Linked DNA regions of Homo sapiens: region 1 is linked to region 2. A link is an interaction called in ENCODE POLR2A ChIA-PET data of the cell type or tissue named here. Cell type or tissue: MCF 10A. All regions are shown on one strand.

Region 1 (4,000 bases), 200 kb before region 2:
CTTCTAAAATGTCGACAACATCTGTATCTTAAGCTGGCTGATGAGTACACAGATATTTACATTTATTATCCCTTTATATATACGTTTATGTATTTTTGTAGTATGAAATACTTCATTAAAAAAAGAGTGAAAATGTAAGACTTCAAAAATGAAGACTACCATTTATGTATAACAATAAAATTAGTGTAAAAAAGTATACAAAGAAAATGTTCAATTCTTTATCTTTCCGTGCTCTATATAATCAGTATTAATCTAAAGACCATAATCCTAGTATGAAAAAAATAACAAGCTTTGACACAAAATCTAAGCATCTGCTTTCCTGGCACTCTTAAGTTAGACAAGAGTAAATATGTTAGCCTCTCAATTCTGCCTCTTCATCTTTCATCTATACTTAGATTTTTCTTTATCTTTGGACTTCTTTGGACTTCTGCTTCGGTCTCTCTTTTTACTCCTTTCTCTTTCATAAAGATCTGTTTGGTATTTTGATTTATGACTATTACTATAATGGCCATCCCTCTCTCGAGATCGGCTACGACTTCGGTTCTGAGTTCGGTCTCTCTTTTCACTCTTTTGTTTCTCCCAACAGCTTTCTTCTTCTTCATAGTGACCAAACCCCATTTCTCTATAGATATCCTGTCAAAGGAAGGGGGAATTACAAGTGAATCAGTAAAATAATCATTTTGTGGGCATTTTCAATTAATAAAACTTAGAAAAGTCTACCATTAGAAGGCTGTTATAACAGCTTAAATGTGAACACTACCACTAATGTCAAGAATCTTGTAAATTACAAAGCAATAAAATAATTCAGAAAAAGGTTTAACAACGTCATTGATTTGTATCTACTATTTTGGCTGAAACGAAGGATCAGCTTCAAAAATATGGAACTGAAATAGCTCAACTGAAATCAGAACATGTCTCTAGAGCAATCTGCAAAATCAAAAATTCTGATTATGTATAGTCTTATTCCCAGCTCCCCACCCTTCACTCCCCCAAAACGTGGTCCCATTATTGATCTGCAATGAAACTACTAAAATTCCCATAAGAATCCTATAAGAAGATATCATTGAAATAACTTAGCAGGAAGAGATCTTAGACAAGTCAGTAAGTCTTAAATAAGAAAATGGAGGCTGGATGCGGTGGCTCACGTCTGTAATCCCAGCACTTTGGGAGGTTGAGGTGGATGGATCACCTGAGGTCAGGAGTTCAAGACCAGCCTGACCAACATGGAGAAACTCTACTAAAAATACAAAATTAGCCAGGTGTGGGGACGCATGCCTGTAATCCCAGCTACTCGGGAGGCTGAGGCAGGAGAATTGCTTGAACCTGGGAGGCAGAGGTTGCGGTGAGCCAAGATTGCCCCACTGCACTCCAGCCTGGGCAACAAGAGCGAAACTCCATCTCGAAAAAAGAAAATGGATAATGTATACTTGGGTCTGAGCAATTAATTTTTAAAGTGTTTTATTTTATAACAGCTCCTCTCTAGATGTTCAAATACATCTTCCATGTTTAGAAAGACAGAAGTTAGAGAGGAGAATTTTTTTTGAGACAAGGTCTTGCTGTCTCCCAGGCAGGAATGCAGTGGCACGATCATGGCTCACTGTAGCTTCAACCTCCCAGGCTCAACCGATCCTTCCCACCTCAGTCTCCTAAGTAGCTGAGACCACAGGCATGTGCCATCACACCTGGCTAATTTTTGTATTTTTTTGTAGAGACGGGGTTTCCCCATGTTGCCCAGGGTGGTCTCAAACTCCTGGGTTCAAGTGATCCCCTCCCACCTCGGCCTCCCAAAGTACTGGGATTACAGGCATGAGCCACCTCACTCAGCTGATTAGGCTTATGTCAAAATTATTATATTTCTTTAAAATGAGTTTTTAAACACTGGTAGAATCCTTTGCCCCAAAGATAATAAAATTGCTACATTTAATTCTACTCTTAGACCACAGCCAATGCTCTTTCAAGAGATACTTTGTAAAATTTAACTTTCTTAAGACTGCCCAAAGGAAAGGAAAATTCTAAGGACTAAACTCCCAAGGGTCTCAACTCTATCACCAGATACCACTGTAGCAGACATAAATGTCAAGGCTTAAAATTCAGAGTGATGAATACCCATGGTTAAGGACTGGGTTTTAAGCAAATTATTAGTTATTCCATATACTGTCTAGATACTGTACACCTTGAGTTTGACAGTGTGTGAAAACAGATGTAACAGGATTGTTATAGTAATAATCACACTGTGTAATACAGTATTATAAACTGATTTGTGATTTTCCACACAATCCCAATAGTTCTTGTCATATTATAAGAGTCCCTGAGGTAGAAAAAATGAGTAGGCATTTTGGTTTAGCCTTTTGCCATCAATTTTCTAGTAAAATATGACATTCTGAGATAAAAGAATTTTTGTGCTTCCTATAACATATACAAAATAGAAATATTCATATACTATTATATCTGTACATCTTGTACTTATTTCTGTATTGGTTGAGACAAACTTTTAAAATGCCGAGACTGCTGGCTGATGTATAAATTTATAAAATCCTCAGTATGTTATTATACAAATGGGCACTTAAGTGCTTTGAGTATTTAAAATAGAAGAGATAAAAGATTATGTAGCACTTCATTCTTTTAAAAATTTGAGGAAGCTGAATATTTGAATTGGACTGAAACTTTAAAATCACTCCTACTCGGGAGTAGTTTTCAAAGCTACACAAGCTTTGAAGTCAGGTAGATCTGGGTTCAAATAGTCTTTGACATTTAGGAGATGTGTCAAACAAGTACTCTTAAGGTTAGAATAATTAGAGAAGGTTTCATGGAGAAGTTAGGATTTCAGATGAGCCTCAAAGGGTAAGTGAGCTTGGGTCTGAATGGGCTGCAAGAAGGCTAATGAAAGTAGTGTAAGTGAAAACTGAAAAGCAAGGAAAAATGAGCCCTGTATGTATGAAGGGGAAAAGTTAAAGTGGCTGAATGAAGCCATGTAAGAGGAGATCCTCCAAGTACATGCTAACACAGTGCTAAGAGCTTTAGGAGTGCAATATCCTCATTCTAGAAATAGGGAAACTGAGACTCAAGAGATCTGCACAGGTTGGAGATAATTTAACTTGACATCCAAAATTAAAAAGGGGGGAGTGGTACAGAATAATGGGGAAAAAATCCAACACCTGACTGAACCAAATAAATGTTAAAATTCTAGCTCTCCCACTATAAAGGCCTAAGGGCCTGTGGGATCAGTATCTTCATATCTAAAGTGAGATAAATGAATTAGATAAGGTCTAGGTCCTTTCCAGTATGAATTTTTAAAAGTTATATTATTTATACATTTAAAACATAAGACAAGATGATTAAACTACCATGTGGCAAAAAAAGAAAAGAAAAAACGAAGAACACAAAATGGCCAATTTAAAGCAATTAACCTAGCAAATGACTTGAAATAAGCAATCAAAAAAAGTCTAATCTAATTAAAAGCTATCCTTGCTCAAGTCTCTGGGACTAAATCAAAGATCTGGTTAAATCTTAGTCACCAAGATAACATTAAATCACTAAAATGACAGAAAAAGTACAGTCAAGAATACAAACACTATGAAAACCCCAGTGGAAAACTGACAACCAGCATGAATACTTCTCAGCAAGGCAACCCCCAGCTGAATACGCATTTCCTGTAACCCCAGTAAAACCCAAACCTCAACAACACAAAAACCATCTCTGGAATTAAGACATGAGGTGGAAAATTAAACAAACGTTTTCGAATTGATTAGTAAGGCTAGTTACTCAATAAAAAACAAAGAATTTGAAGAAATAAGTTAAAATACTCTTGGGAAACCAGACTCACTAAGCAAAACACCGACAAACAGGAAAATATGAACTATAGCTGAAATTTGTCTAGTACTGAAAATTCTCTTTAATGAATTTTAAAAAATAAAAAACAAAATAATAAAAAATCGGGGGGCCATTAAAATCTTAAATACTGATGCTGAGTTTTATTAGGAAGAAGAGAAAATTAATGTAG
Region 2 (4,000 bases):
CCAAAGTGCTGGGATTGCAGGCTTGAGCCACTGCAATCCTCCACTTTAAAAAGATTTTTAAACCACTATTCCAGAAGGTCCCTTTATGCTTCAAAAACAGATGCCTGAGTTTATTTTCCAAGCTATGAACTAGGACTCTGATATGGTTTGGATCTGTGTCCCCACCAAATCTCATGTCGAACTTTAGTCCCCACTCTTGAAGGTGGGGTCTGGTGGGAGGTGGTTGGATCTTGTGGATGAATCTCATGAATGGCTTAGCTGGATATACAGTACTTCTCTGAGTACTAGAAAAGCACAGCACTTGTAATGGAAAGCAGCAACAAAAAATGAGATTCAAGTACTTGTTCAGGGGCCAGGCATGGTGGCTCAGGCCTATAATCACAACACTTGGGAGGCCAAGAAGGGAGGACTGCTTGAGCTCAGGAATTTGAGACCAGCCTGGGCAACATAGGGAGACCCTGTCTACATTAAAAAAAAAAATTACTTGTTCTGTTAATTAGTAGCAATGTGGACTTGGACATTTAATTCTCTGAAACTGACTCCTGAGACATAAAGTGGTTATCAACATCTAATAAATTGAACTAGGATTAAGAGGAACAATGCAACACAAGTAAAGGAATATACACACAAGTATGTGAAGATGTAGGCTGTTCCTCGCAACATCATTTATAACAGCAAAAGTTGACACCAGTCCAGATGTTCATCAGTGGAGGATTGTTCAAGTAATTCATAGTACATTTATATAATATACATCTAAGTCAAAAAGAATGATGCAGTTCTTTTTTTCTGAGATGGAGTTTCGCTCTTGTTCCCCAGGCTGGAGTGCAATGGCACGATCTTGGCTCACTGCAACCTCTACCTCCCGGGTTCAAGTGATTCTCCTGCCTCAGCCTCCCGAATAGCTGGGATTACAGGCATGCACCACCGTGCCCAGCTAATTTTGTATTTTTAGTAGAGACAGGATTTATCCATGTTGGTCAGGCTGGTCTCGGACTCCCGACCTCAGGTGATCCACCCACCTCAGCCTCCCAAAGTGCTGGGATTACAGGCGTGAGCCACTGTGGCCGGCAGAATGATGTAGTTCTATATAATGTACAGATATAAACAGATAAGTAAATGTATCCTAAGCAAAAAAAGCAAATTCACCATACTGTATACAAAACTAACCTATTTTCTGTTCTAAAATTAGATTACAATTTATTGCTGTGAAAATATGCTAAAAAAACACTTTAAATGGGTAAACTTAGGGGTTTTTTTTTTGTTTTTTTTTTTGAGACAGGGTCTCATTCTGTTGCTCAGGCTGGAGTACAGTGGTTTGATCACAGCTCACTGCAGCCTCAACCTCCTGTGCTCATCCTCCTGCCTAAGCCTCCCAAGTAGCTGGGAATGCAGGAACATGCCACCCTGTCCAGCTAAGTTGTTAATTTTTTGTAAAACAAAGTCTCCCTATGTTGCTCAGGCTGGTCTTGAACTCCTGGGTTCAAGTGCTCAGGTAAGCCTCCTGCCTCAGCCTCCCAAAGTGGTGGGATTATAGGCATGAGCCACCCCACCTAGCCTGAGTAAACTTTATAGTATATAAATTGTATGTTAATAAAGCTGTTAAAAATATACCCATTTTTAATTTTTTAAAATTTATATTTATAGAAATTAATTATACACACACACACACACACACACACACACACACACACACACAATTTGCAGCAGGCCTGAGACATGACGAAGCCCTGTAGCAGCCACTAGAGGTAGTTTCCTGATGACTTCACCTCATAAATCAGTGCTCTCATGGCACAATTGCTAAATTAGCTATGAATCAATCAAACTCTATTACAAGCAGCTCACATTTCTCCACTTTGAAAAAAAAAAAGATGAACTTTTTCATTGCCTGAAAATTGCACATATTCTATCTATAACATAATAATACATGAATAATATAATTATTTTGTAAATGAAATTAGGATGGACATACCATGTGCTTTTTATGAAGGAAGCTGGTCCCTAAAGCATTTTCTTTTCTAAGCTTTCCCAAAATATTAATTTAATAGCTTACTAATGAGTTTTTCTAAGCTTAACATTTAGCTCGCCAGTCTAAAGTTTGCAGAATTCACCTCTGGCCCTTTCTAAAAGTGAAGATACTTTCTATATTAGGTCTTCTGAAACCTACCATTTCTCCATGATCAAGGATTAACACTGTTGTGGAATCTTACATGTCAGTTCTTTTAGTATCTGGATTGCAATTCATTTATAGGATCTAGGTATTCTTTCAATATCTCACTTACTTTGGGTTTCAACTCTAAGTTAATCATCACTTTATTATTATTGTTATTTTACCATTTCCAAGATCATTCTGACAGAGAGAGAGAGAGAAAAAAAAAAGAAAAAAAGAAAAGAAACATAGTTTTGCTTCTGTCAAAATATTTGCTTCCATTTCCCTATAATGGGACCTGGTCACCAGTAGGTAGCGCAAAAATATTTGAACTTACAAATGCAGGTAACTTGCCCCTTCTTTCTGCTGTTAAAAAAATACAGCATGCATCCTTATTGAAAAATTCAAGTATTTATATAAATATATACAGTAGGAAAAAGTAGAAGTCCCTCATAATTCACCTTCCTCAAGAGTGAGAATCACTGTAGCGGGCTGAATAATGGCCTCTCAAAAGATATTCCTGAGCCAGGCACAGTGGCTCACTCCTATAATCCCAGCACTTTGGGAGGCCAAGGCGGGTGGATCACCTGAGGTCGGGAGTTTGAGACCAGCCTGACCAACATGGAGAAACCCCGTCTCTACTAAAAATACAAAATTAGCTGGGTGTGGTGGCACATGCCTGTAATCTCAGCTACTCGGGAGGCTAAGGCAGGAGAATCGCTTGAACCCGGGAGGTGGAGGTTGTGGTGAGCCGAGATCGTGCCATTGCACTCCAGCCTGGGCAACAAGAGCGAAACCCGGTCGCAAAAAAAAAAAAAAAAAAAAAAAAAAAAAAAAAAAAAAAAAGATATTCCTGGCTTATGCCTGTAATCCCAACACTTTGGGAGGCCAAAGTGGGAGGATCACTTGAGCTCAGGAGTTCAAGACCAGCCTGGGTGGGCAACATGGCAAAACCCCGTCTCCACAAATACTGCAAAAAATGAGCTGAGTGTGGCAGTGTGTGTGACTGTGGTACCAGCTGCTCAGGTGACTGAGGTGGGAGGATCACTTGAGCCCAGGAGGTAGAGGCTACAGTGAGCCATGACTGTACCACTGCACTCCAGCCTAGGAGAGACAGTGAGACCCTGTCTCAAAAAAAAAAAGATATTCCCCTTCCTAATCTTCTCTGGAACTTGTAAATGTTATCTTATTTGGAAAAAGGGATGCTGCAGATGTGATTAAGGATTCTGAGATTAAGTTATTGTCATGGATTAACAGAGTAAGTCCCACATGCAATTACAAGTGTCCTTTTGAGAGGCAGAAGGAGGTCTGATTCACACAGAAAAAGGAAGGCAATGTGATGATGAAGTCAGAAGCCAAGGATGACAGCAGCCAACAGAAGCTGGAAGTGGCAAGGGACAGCTTCTCTCCTAGAGCCTCTGGAAGAAAACTGGCCTTGCTAATGCCTTGATTTTAGACGTCTGGCCTCCAGAACTGTGAGAGGATAAATTTATGTTGTTTTAAGCCACCAGGTTTATAGTGATTTGTTACATAAGACACAGGAAACTAATAATAATCACTATTAATACTGAATATTCTAACATATACTACTATTAACCAAAATGGGATCATAATACACAAAACTGGACATCTCTTTTTTTTTTTTTTTTTTTTTGAAGATGGAGTCTCGCTCTGTTGCCCAGGCTGGAGTGCAGTGGGGTGATCTTGGCTCACTGCAACCTCTGCCTCCCTGGTTCAAGCAATTTTCCTGCCTCAGCCTCCTGAGTAGCCGAGATCACAGGTGTGTACCACCACGCCAGGCTAATTTTTGTATTTTTAGTAGAGATGGGGTTTCACCATGTAGGTCAGGCTGGT

The links. Peaks named below come from ENCODE experiments on the same cell type or tissue, not always from the same donor. Only the 100,000 strongest peaks of a DNase experiment are listed, where the experiment ranks them.
Region 1: POLR2A ChIA-PET joins it to region 2 with 5 read pairs; 5 of 35 experiments call an interaction of 5 or more read pairs at or near these places.

What each region holds. Positions count from the first base shown.
Region 1 is chr6:149,505,072-149,509,071 of GRCh38, forward strand. It overlaps PPIL4 (peptidylprolyl isomerase like 4), which reads right to left. Exons shown (of 13, transcript NM_139126.4): 13 at 1-633. The coding sequence ends at 382. Among named protein-coding and RNA genes, the nearest start is that of ZC3H12D, 22 kb to the left of the region's middle. In MCF 10A, no CTCF peak of the experiment used is centred here; no DNase peak of the experiment used is centred here.
Region 2 is chr6:149,703,233-149,707,232 of GRCh38, forward strand. The region is part of intron 1 of LATS1 (large tumor suppressor kinase 1); the gene reads right to left. Among named protein-coding and RNA genes, the nearest start is that of LATS1, 13 kb to the right of the region's middle. In MCF 10A, no CTCF peak of the experiment used is centred here; a DNase peak (open chromatin) is centred at 1,739.